Linked DNA regions of Homo sapiens: region 1 is linked to region 2. Evidence: chromatin loops called from intact Hi-C (ENCODE). Cell type or tissue: CD14-positive monocyte. All regions are shown on one strand. Each heading gives the region's core, and the rest is flanking DNA. Links, peaks and the distances in the headings are about the cores only.

The links. A loop is a pair of places that touch in the nucleus more often than their neighbours do. Peaks named below come from ENCODE experiments on the same cell type or tissue, not always from the same donor. Only the 100,000 strongest peaks of a DNase experiment are listed, where the experiment ranks them.
Region 1: a loop joins it to region 2, with 1.9 times the contacts of the local background. A loop is called at or near these places in 3 of 110 quality-filtered maps.

What each region holds. Positions count from the first base shown.
Region 1 is chr13:77,347,742-77,352,136 of GRCh38, forward strand. No RefSeq gene overlaps it. Among named protein-coding and RNA genes, the nearest start is that of MYCBP2, 23 kb to the left of the region's middle. In CD14-positive monocyte, for the core only: no CTCF peak of the experiment used is centred there; a DNase peak (open chromatin) is centred at 1,830; H3K4me3 peaks cover 817 bases; H3K27ac peaks cover 2,491 bases.
Region 2 is chr13:77,297,649-77,302,048 of GRCh38, forward strand. The region is part of intron 1 of MYCBP2 (MYC binding protein 2); the gene reads right to left. Among named protein-coding and RNA genes, the nearest start is that of MYCBP2, 27 kb to the right of the region's middle. In CD14-positive monocyte, for the core only: no CTCF peak of the experiment used is centred there; DNase peaks (open chromatin) are centred at 933, 2,673 and 3,153; H3K4me3 peaks cover 2,016 bases; H3K27ac peaks cover 3,575 bases.

The DNA of each region.
Region 1 (4,395 bases), core at 1-4,000, 50 kb after region 2:
AAAATTTAAACAGCACTATCCCTATGTTTTAGATGAGGAAACTGAATGTTTCCTCATCTAAAGAAATGTGCCCAAGATCACAAAATTAAAATGTGGTTGAATGCTATATTTCTTCCTATTTTCATTTCCCATCATATTTTTAAATAGCGTTTAGAATAGAGTCTCTAAACCATGTATATATATGACCCTTTAAATAGAACTTGAGTGGATTTTTTTAAAAATAATTTGGACACACTAGCTAATCTGTGTCCCTCAATGTCTTCATCTCTAAAATAGAGGTTATAGTAGTACCTGTGTTTGTGCATGGGAACTCAGAGCAGTGCTCAACACATAGTAAGAGCTCAGTAAATGTAGACCATTACAATTACCAGGACCACTGATCTTTATAGTCCTTTGCTTGGTCCATAAATAACCCCACTTTTTTCAACGGGGCTTACTTTTCTGAATTGTAATTCCATTTTCTTTCCTTCAATTGATCCTCAGTTTCATATATTGAGGTAGATTTTTTTCAACCCACATTTCATCCTTTGTGTGTGTGTATTGTATGTGTATCTATGTATACCTAATTTGGGCTTGGGCTTTGTTTTTTATGAATTACTTGTTCAAGTTTTTTTTTTTTTTTTTTTTTTGAGATGGAGTCTTGCTCTGTTGCCCAGGCTGGAGTGCAGTAGTGTGATCTTGGCTCACTGCAACCTCTGCCTCCCAGGTTCAAGAACTTCGTCTTCCTCAGCCTCCCAAATAGCTGAGACTACTGGCACATGCCACCACGCCTGGCTAATTTTTGTATTTTTTTTTTTTTTAGTAGAGATGGGGTTTCACTGTGTTGGTCAGGCTAGTCCCAAATTCCGACCTCAAGTTATCCACCAGCCTCAGCCTCCCAAAGAGCTGGGATTACAGGCGTGAGCCACCCCGCCCTGCCCTGTTCAAATCTTTTGCTGTCTTTTATGGGGTTCCTGTGTCAGTCTGAGTCCTCTAGGAAGCAGATGCACCAAGATAGACATCTACAGAGACGTTGGTTAGGGGGAATGCCTGTGAAGGATAAATGTGATTGGGGTAGATAGGGAAAACCTCCAGGCCTTAATGCATGTTTGACACTTGTGAAAAGAGAGAAGGAAGAGTGTCAGGGTAAAAGTCTCTCACTGCAATGCAGCTCTGAGAAAGTCTCAGCTGGACCAATATGGAGTCCCAGAATAAAGAACACCTGTCAGAGTAATCTGGTATTGGGAGGGAATAGTCAGACCCTAGATGCTTGCCATGTTCAGTTGCTCTCTGGGAGCTGACCTGGAGAACCTGGCCTTGATATGAACACTACAGTGGATCCAGAGGTGTTGCAGCTATCTGCCAACTGCTCTTCCTTAGCAGTTTCTCTTGAAGGGAGATCTGGGTAATGCAATTCCATGGCCATCACAGTTGCCCATTGTTTTCTCATGGATACTAAGGAATCCTTAAATATTTTGAATATCAATCCTTTATTGGTTGCAATATTGCAAATATCTGTGGCTTGCCTGTTAACTTTGAGATGTCATTCACAAAAAGGGTATTTATTATTGGGTGAGTCTAAGTGTTTTTTGCCTCATAGGCTGTATATTATGTGAGATGTGGAATAGCCTAAAAGGAACTCTGCCTAAGATTTCTGCAAGACTTATTCATATGGCATTTGCTGCCAAGTTCCAATAGTACACATCTATACTGTACATCGAAATTTGGGCATCTCTGAGTTTTTGTCAAGTATCTGCTGCCTGATTGCATTATTTCTTAAGTCAGTCTGTTGTCCACACACATATTGAGCAATATGGTTCATTTGTAACAGAACAGGGACTTTTCCTGTTAACTGAAGGCTGGGATTGCTTAGAGACCACAGATCTGGTTCTGCAATGACTGGTGCCCATCATCCTTTCTCAGTCTCTATAAGAAGCCTGAAAGTCAAGAGAATGAGAAAGAGCTGGGAGTTGTCAGCCTAGTGGAAGTGGAGGGAGAGGGGAGGAAACCAGAGAATCTCTTCTAAACATTGGGAATAATTGACTAGAAAAAGGGACTGTCATTCTGTTTCCTGGAAGACATCTGTGTTAAGAGAAAATTCCTCATACCCACATTATTTCACACACCCACATGTCCTACAAGCAAAGCATGGACCACCTTTTCTGGTCTTTTCAAGGATGTTTGTCTAGCACACGGCCTTGAAAGTTAGAGATGGTGTATCCCTCCAGAGCAAAGGGCATGCATGCTTGCTATCTAGTATCATAAAGACACCTGCCTCTAAGCAAAAGTTAGGCTCCCCGAGTGCCTGTCTTAAAAGATTTGGGTTCCTGGCCGGGTGCAGTGGCTCACACCTGTAATCCCAGCACTTTGGGAGGCCAAGGTGGGCAGATCACCTGAGGTTAGGAGTTTGAGACTAGCCTGACCAACATGAAGAAATCCCACCTCTACTAAAAATACAGATTAGCCAGGCGTGGTGGTGCGTGCCTGTAATTCCAGCTACTTGGGAGGCTGAGGCAGGAGAATCGCTTGAACCCTGGAGGTGGAGGCTGTGGTGAGCTGAGATTGCCCCATTGCACTCCAGCCTGCCTGGGCAACAAGAGTGAAACTCTGTCTCAAAAAAAAAAAAAAAAAGATTTGGGTTCCCTAAGCTCAAAGTTTCTTGAAATGCAGCTCACTTCATGTGTAGGTGTCATCTGCACCTCTTCATGACTCCTTTTGGGAACTGGGGCTTGAGGAGCCAGCACAAAATTGATGATACTCTGGCTACTGCTCTTGCTGTGAATAAACCGTTTTTCTCTGACCTAGGAGTCTTGTGTTTCTTACCAGCATCCTTGGAGCTATGGCTTGCTAACTGCTTAGCTTGCAAGTAACTTTCAGAGTCTTCAAAGTTCATGACAATTTGCTTAGGCAGTCAACGTGATGCTCTTCCCTTGTGTTTATCTGAGCATAGGAAAAGGGAATCAGGGAAAGAAGGCTAGATGGAAAGAAGAAATTGAATGGACCAGCTTGTATAACCACAATTAGATGGAGTATACAAATCATCTATTACCACAATAATGTCCCATAACAAACAAAATGAAATTGTGGTGGCTACAACAGGCATTTATTGCACTCAAAAATCTGAGAGTTTCAGCTGATCTGGGTTGGGTTCACTCATTTTTCTGAGGGGTGATGGCTGTTGAGTGACTTAGGAATTTGTCAACTAGTATAGCTTTGGCATTTCAGATCTTGGATCAGTGGGTCAACACAAACATGGCCTTCTCATGGTGATGGCAGTGAGCAAGAGCATGCAAGCCCAATTGCATCAACACTTTCCAAGTTCCTGCTTGTGTCTTATTTGCTAATGACCCATTGGCCGAAGAAATCCCTCAACCCCAAAACAGCATCAATTAAAGAAAATAAAATCATCTTGGGACAAAGAAATCCAAAGGCAAGCCTAGACTTGAGGAAGAGGAAAGTAAACTTCATATCTTTACTGAAGGAGTCTGCAAGGTCATGTTAAAGGGTGTGGACATAAGGAAGGTAAAAGAACTGGAACTCTTAATGCAACCAATCTTCCAACAGGACAGGATATATGAGTTTCTGTGAGTCCAGTGAGAAGGAAGGAATAGAGCTGGATTTGAGCCATCTACTCGGAATACCACTTAGGATCACTTCCTGCCAGGAAAGGAGACTCCAATAGCTGGAGACTGTGGGTATCCCACAGATGGTGGGAGTATGTGAGTAAAAGGGACTTAAAGGGGTTGAACTGGAGCCAGGTCTCCCACAGTTTAGGGAACTGTGTGGTGGAGAAGTCCTTCACCATTGCCAAAGAACTCACGCAGGCACCACATGAGAGAGCCAGTGTTTTGGATGCCTGGGACAGTGGGTATTCATGACCAGTCCAATAACAAGAACTAATGTACAAAGAACTATCTTTCCACCTGGTCAATTTGCCTCAATCCCTCTTTCCTCGCTCCTGTCCCCATTGAACCTACACTTTGAAGAAGAAGGAAAAAGGGAACTGGGTGAGCAGACTATACCTCTCTTCACAATTTAGGGTCTTTGGCTACTGGTCAAACCTGTACTAGAGGGAGAGGAAGCTGAGAAAAAAGTGACTGCATCCTATGGAATCTGGAATCTGCCTAAGATGTTATTAACAAAGTGTGTTTGATTAAAGAAAACAAAACCATCTTATATTTATACCTCTCCTGAATTAGAACTCTTTAATAACCACGTACATGATAAAATACGCTAATTGTTTAATTTTAGTTGACCAGTCAGCATTTAAGGAATATGATGCTTATTTGTCCCCAATATTTAAACCCAAAAGTAAAGTCTATGGACAAATAAATTTTAAAAATAAAAGAATTCAAGGATCCATACTATATCTTTTATAGGAAACATCATTACCAATACATCAATAAAAGATGACTA
Region 2 (4,400 bases), core at 209-4,208:
AGCCTGCTGGAAAAAAAGTAATGGGTTTGATTTTGAAGATGTGTAACTTCAAAATACCAAAATGTCAACAAATAGACAAGAGTAACAAGCAGATGAAAATGTTATCCTTGACATTGCCTTCAGTTTCACTCTTGAAATCAAAATAATCACAAAATCTGGTCAATTATATCTCATAAACAGTTATTGAATCTGTCCACACCATCTTTACTGCTGCAATGCTAATAAGCTAGGTTACCACCACCTCTTACCTGGACCACTGCAAAAGCTTAACTCATTTCTGCACATCCATACCCTTCAATCCATTCTTCACATAGGAACCTAACTCAACTTTTAAAGACACAAACCTGAGTGGATAATTCCCCAGCTTAAAAATCAGTATCTTCTCAATTCTCTTAAGATAAAGTCCAAAAGCACCGACATCGTTTAAAAGATCCTCTTCCAATAACTGACCTCCATCAATCTCTCCTGCCTCATTTTGCATTCTTTTCCACCTGATTCATCATACTCCAGCAAGAAGGATATTCTTTCAGTTGTCTGAACCTGTTAAGCTTCATCACAACTTTCACAAAGGTTTTCCCTCTTCCTGAAATTCTCTACCACGTCTTCTCCTGCTAACCACTACTTATCTTCGAGGTCTCAGCATAAGTGTCACTTAAGTCTAACTCCCCACACTGGATGAGTTTCCCTAATATACACTCTCATTCATCGTATATTTATGTTTCATTGTACAGCCAATAACTGTAATTATGTATGGAACTGTTTAATGTATTGCTTCCTCGCCAAGCTAAAAGCTCCAATAGTGCAGGGGCCCTGTCTTTCTTGTTCACTACTCTAGCCTCTGTCCAGAAAAGTTCCTGGGATATAGTACTCAACGAGTATTTTAAGAGAAAGAGAAAGTATAAGAGAAAGAGTGAGGAAGGGGAGAAATGAGGAAGTTGAGAGCTACAGCTACATGCCTTACTCAGAGATTAAAATAAGGTATCTACATCTATGGTATCGACATGAGTGCATTTAAAGCATCTCTAGCCAGAAAGGCCCACTAAGGAGTTATCCTTGGGATTATTTTGCACAGACTTTAGTACAAAGGAGGTCATGGAAACTATGTATGTGGATGAGATTTCCACAAGATAGTATGCCATAAAAGTAAAGAGAAAGAGAAAGATTAACAGTGCCAAATGCTAAACATAAATACATATACCTGCTTATAGAATCTACTCAACTACTAGCATTGTGAGGGCATGATGAATGTCTATTTCAACTGTGTACTTTCAGCACCTGCATCAATGTGAAGCATCAGGGATGGTCAATAAATATCAGATGAACAAATAAATAAATAAAACACAATACGTATTCTTCATACTATTTAGGAAACCAACTTTCCTTTATATTAAAGATTACCTGAGTGAAATCAGGTATTTGAGCAACAGGAATACATAACTACTAAGAGGTTAGCCCCTTCTATATAACTTATAAAAGCATCAAAATTTATTCCAAACCAATTTTCAGAGAAGTAGAATATATAAATCCAAATTCAGATAGATTTCCTAAAGACAAGTTATAACTGACTCAAATTTTCCCAATTAGAGACCAATGTTTGTGTCTGTTTTATCTAATGGAACTTCTTTAAAGTTCAAATGACTTTACGTACATTTCTAAAATACTTCTTTCTATGCATGATGGCATTTAATTGGTTGTAACAATTCTTATGAATCTGAACCCATCAATTCTTAAGTACAGGCCATCCAAGAACTAGCTATTCCCAAATTAATTATAAATTACTTTTACTGTGTTTTTTGTTGTTGTTGTTGATTTGGTTTGCAGAGGAAGAGGTAGAAGTTTTCTAAAAGAGCCAGTAATAAGTTGAAAATTATATAAACAAAATTTGTATTCAACATTGGAAAATTTAAAAATGCCATTTGCTAGTAATATAACACACCATTATATCTCTATATTTGAGAACTAAGCTTAAACCTTTCACAATATCTGAGGATGGGAATATAAAAGAGAAACTCTAAAAACCAGTCTTACACATTAACAATTTAACTTGGAATTTCTGATGATTTAGGGCTTTATATTCTAAATCAATCGAAGCTTAATGAAGAATGTCTGGAATTGGTCCTGTAAGACTTTCAGTCTTCTCACAAAAATAACTTCATATCCATCAGATTTGAAAGAATTGTGGTTGACAATAAAAGGAAAAGGCTATTAACATGCCTTAAATATTTATCTTAAAATATTTACTTTAAAAATTCCAAAAATATTTTCTTAAGAGCTACACTGCTTAAGAAAAATCAAATACTTCTGCAATATAAGAACAAATCAATTTTGCAAATTATTCAGTGATATAGATCAATAGTTTCTCTATCAGCTTATTACTGAGTATACTTTATACCAAAAATGTAGTCATAATTTTAAAACCTCTTTCACTCAAATCTGCTTCATTTGCAAAATAAAGAGATGAAGGAGACTGAGGTTCCTTGTAAATCCTCTAAAATGCTAAGATTTTAATAAATCCAAATTTACAGAACTTCTGGAATAAAATGGTTTCAATCTTTTGCTTAATTTCTCTTAGTAATAAGAAATAAAAAATTCCTGAGCCTGTGATGTAAAGCAGGAATAGGGAAATTTTTTCTGCAAAGGGCCACACAGCAAATATTTTACACTTTGTGAGTCACAAGATCTCTGTTGCAACTACTCAATGGTTACAGCACGAAAGCAGCCATCGGCAGCACATAAAGAGAGGAGTGTGCATATATTACAATAAAACTTCCAAATTTCACATAATGCTCACAAAACATTCTCTTCCTTTTTTATTTTCTTTTCAACCTTTTAAAAATGTAAAAACCACTTTTAGTTCACAGGCTACATAAAAACAAGAATTGGGCCTCATTGGTCTGTGGGTCTTTGTTTGCTCGCCCCAGATCTGGGGCATATTTTGATAAACAGGCCCATATCAGAAAGGAAAAAAATGCTTTATAGCTATGAGTATGCAACACAGATAAAACTATTCAAAACATCACTATGCTTATAAAAATAAGCACTCCTAAAATTATCTGCCTTTTCTTTTTATAAAGATAAACTTCTGACTTCCACTTCCCTAAAGTAAGTGATTAGATAGGAGGCAGGCCAATGCGCCTGCTTCAAAGACCAGACTAACCAACGTAAGAAAGCTGTGGAAGCAATGAGGACTAAAAGAACAAAAAATCCAGAGGTGGAAGAGCACTTCCAAGGCAGCTGAGACCACTGGCTTGTTCTTCCATGGGGGTAACTGCAGAGCTTGGGCATGAGTAAGGACTGAGCTTGGCTTAAGCAGAGGAACTCTAATAAAGGAAACAAGAGACTAGTAGTGCTTTAGATGCCCATGTGGGCTGAAATGACAGACTGGAATCTAGAAAAGCTCTAGATACATAGACAGCTTTCCCAGTGGTATATCTCCTCAGAAATGTAACTGGAACACTGAAGGATGATAGAGAGGCTGGGTCAAGGCTGGGCGCGGTGGCTCACACCTGTAATACCAGCACTTTGGGAAGCTGAGGCGGGCAGATTACTTGAGGTCAGGAGTTCGAGACCAGCTTGGCCAACATGGTGAAACCCCGTCTCTACTAAAAATGCAAAAAATTAGCTGGGTATGGTGGTGCACGCCTGCAATCCCAGCAACTAGGGAGGCGGAGGCAGGAGAATCGCTTGAACCTGGAAGGCAGAGGTTGTGACGAGCCAAGAGCCAAGATCGCGCCACTGCACTCCAGCCTGGGCTACAGAGCAAGACTCCATCTCAAAAAAAAAAAAAAAAAAAAAAAAAAAGAGGCTGGGTCAAAAGGGAAGAGAAAACTTCCGTAAGAAGACAGAATCCTAGTAGAGGGAGGGAGCGGTCTATGTAATCCCTCACTGGATTGAGATAATCAAACTCCTCATTCTATCTGTCTGACACAGCAAAGAGCACACCTCTCTAGGAGAAAACACATGATCTGAAAGAAAATCATGTTCATTCATACACAGTGTTAGTCTAGTTCGGGGACACTAAGTAAACACATTAAGGGACATCAAAAGAAGCAAAATATGTGGCAGACACATAATCAAGAGAAAACCAGAAAATTAGTCAGACTCACAGAAAACCCAGATATTAACGTTAGGAGGCAAGTACCTGAGATGCAGAGATTAACAATATGTGTAAAATAATGCAATTGGCAATTTTCAACATAATTTATAAAAAAAGAACCAAGTGGACATTCTGAAACTGAAAAATAAACATCTGAAATTAAGAACTTCTCATATGATTTTAAAAGCAGAGTAAGTTACAGAAAAACAGGTTTCACAGACTTGCAAACAGGCCAAAAATAAATAAATAAATAAATAACAGAATTCAATCACGGAAACAAAAATGGGATGAACCAAACAGAGAA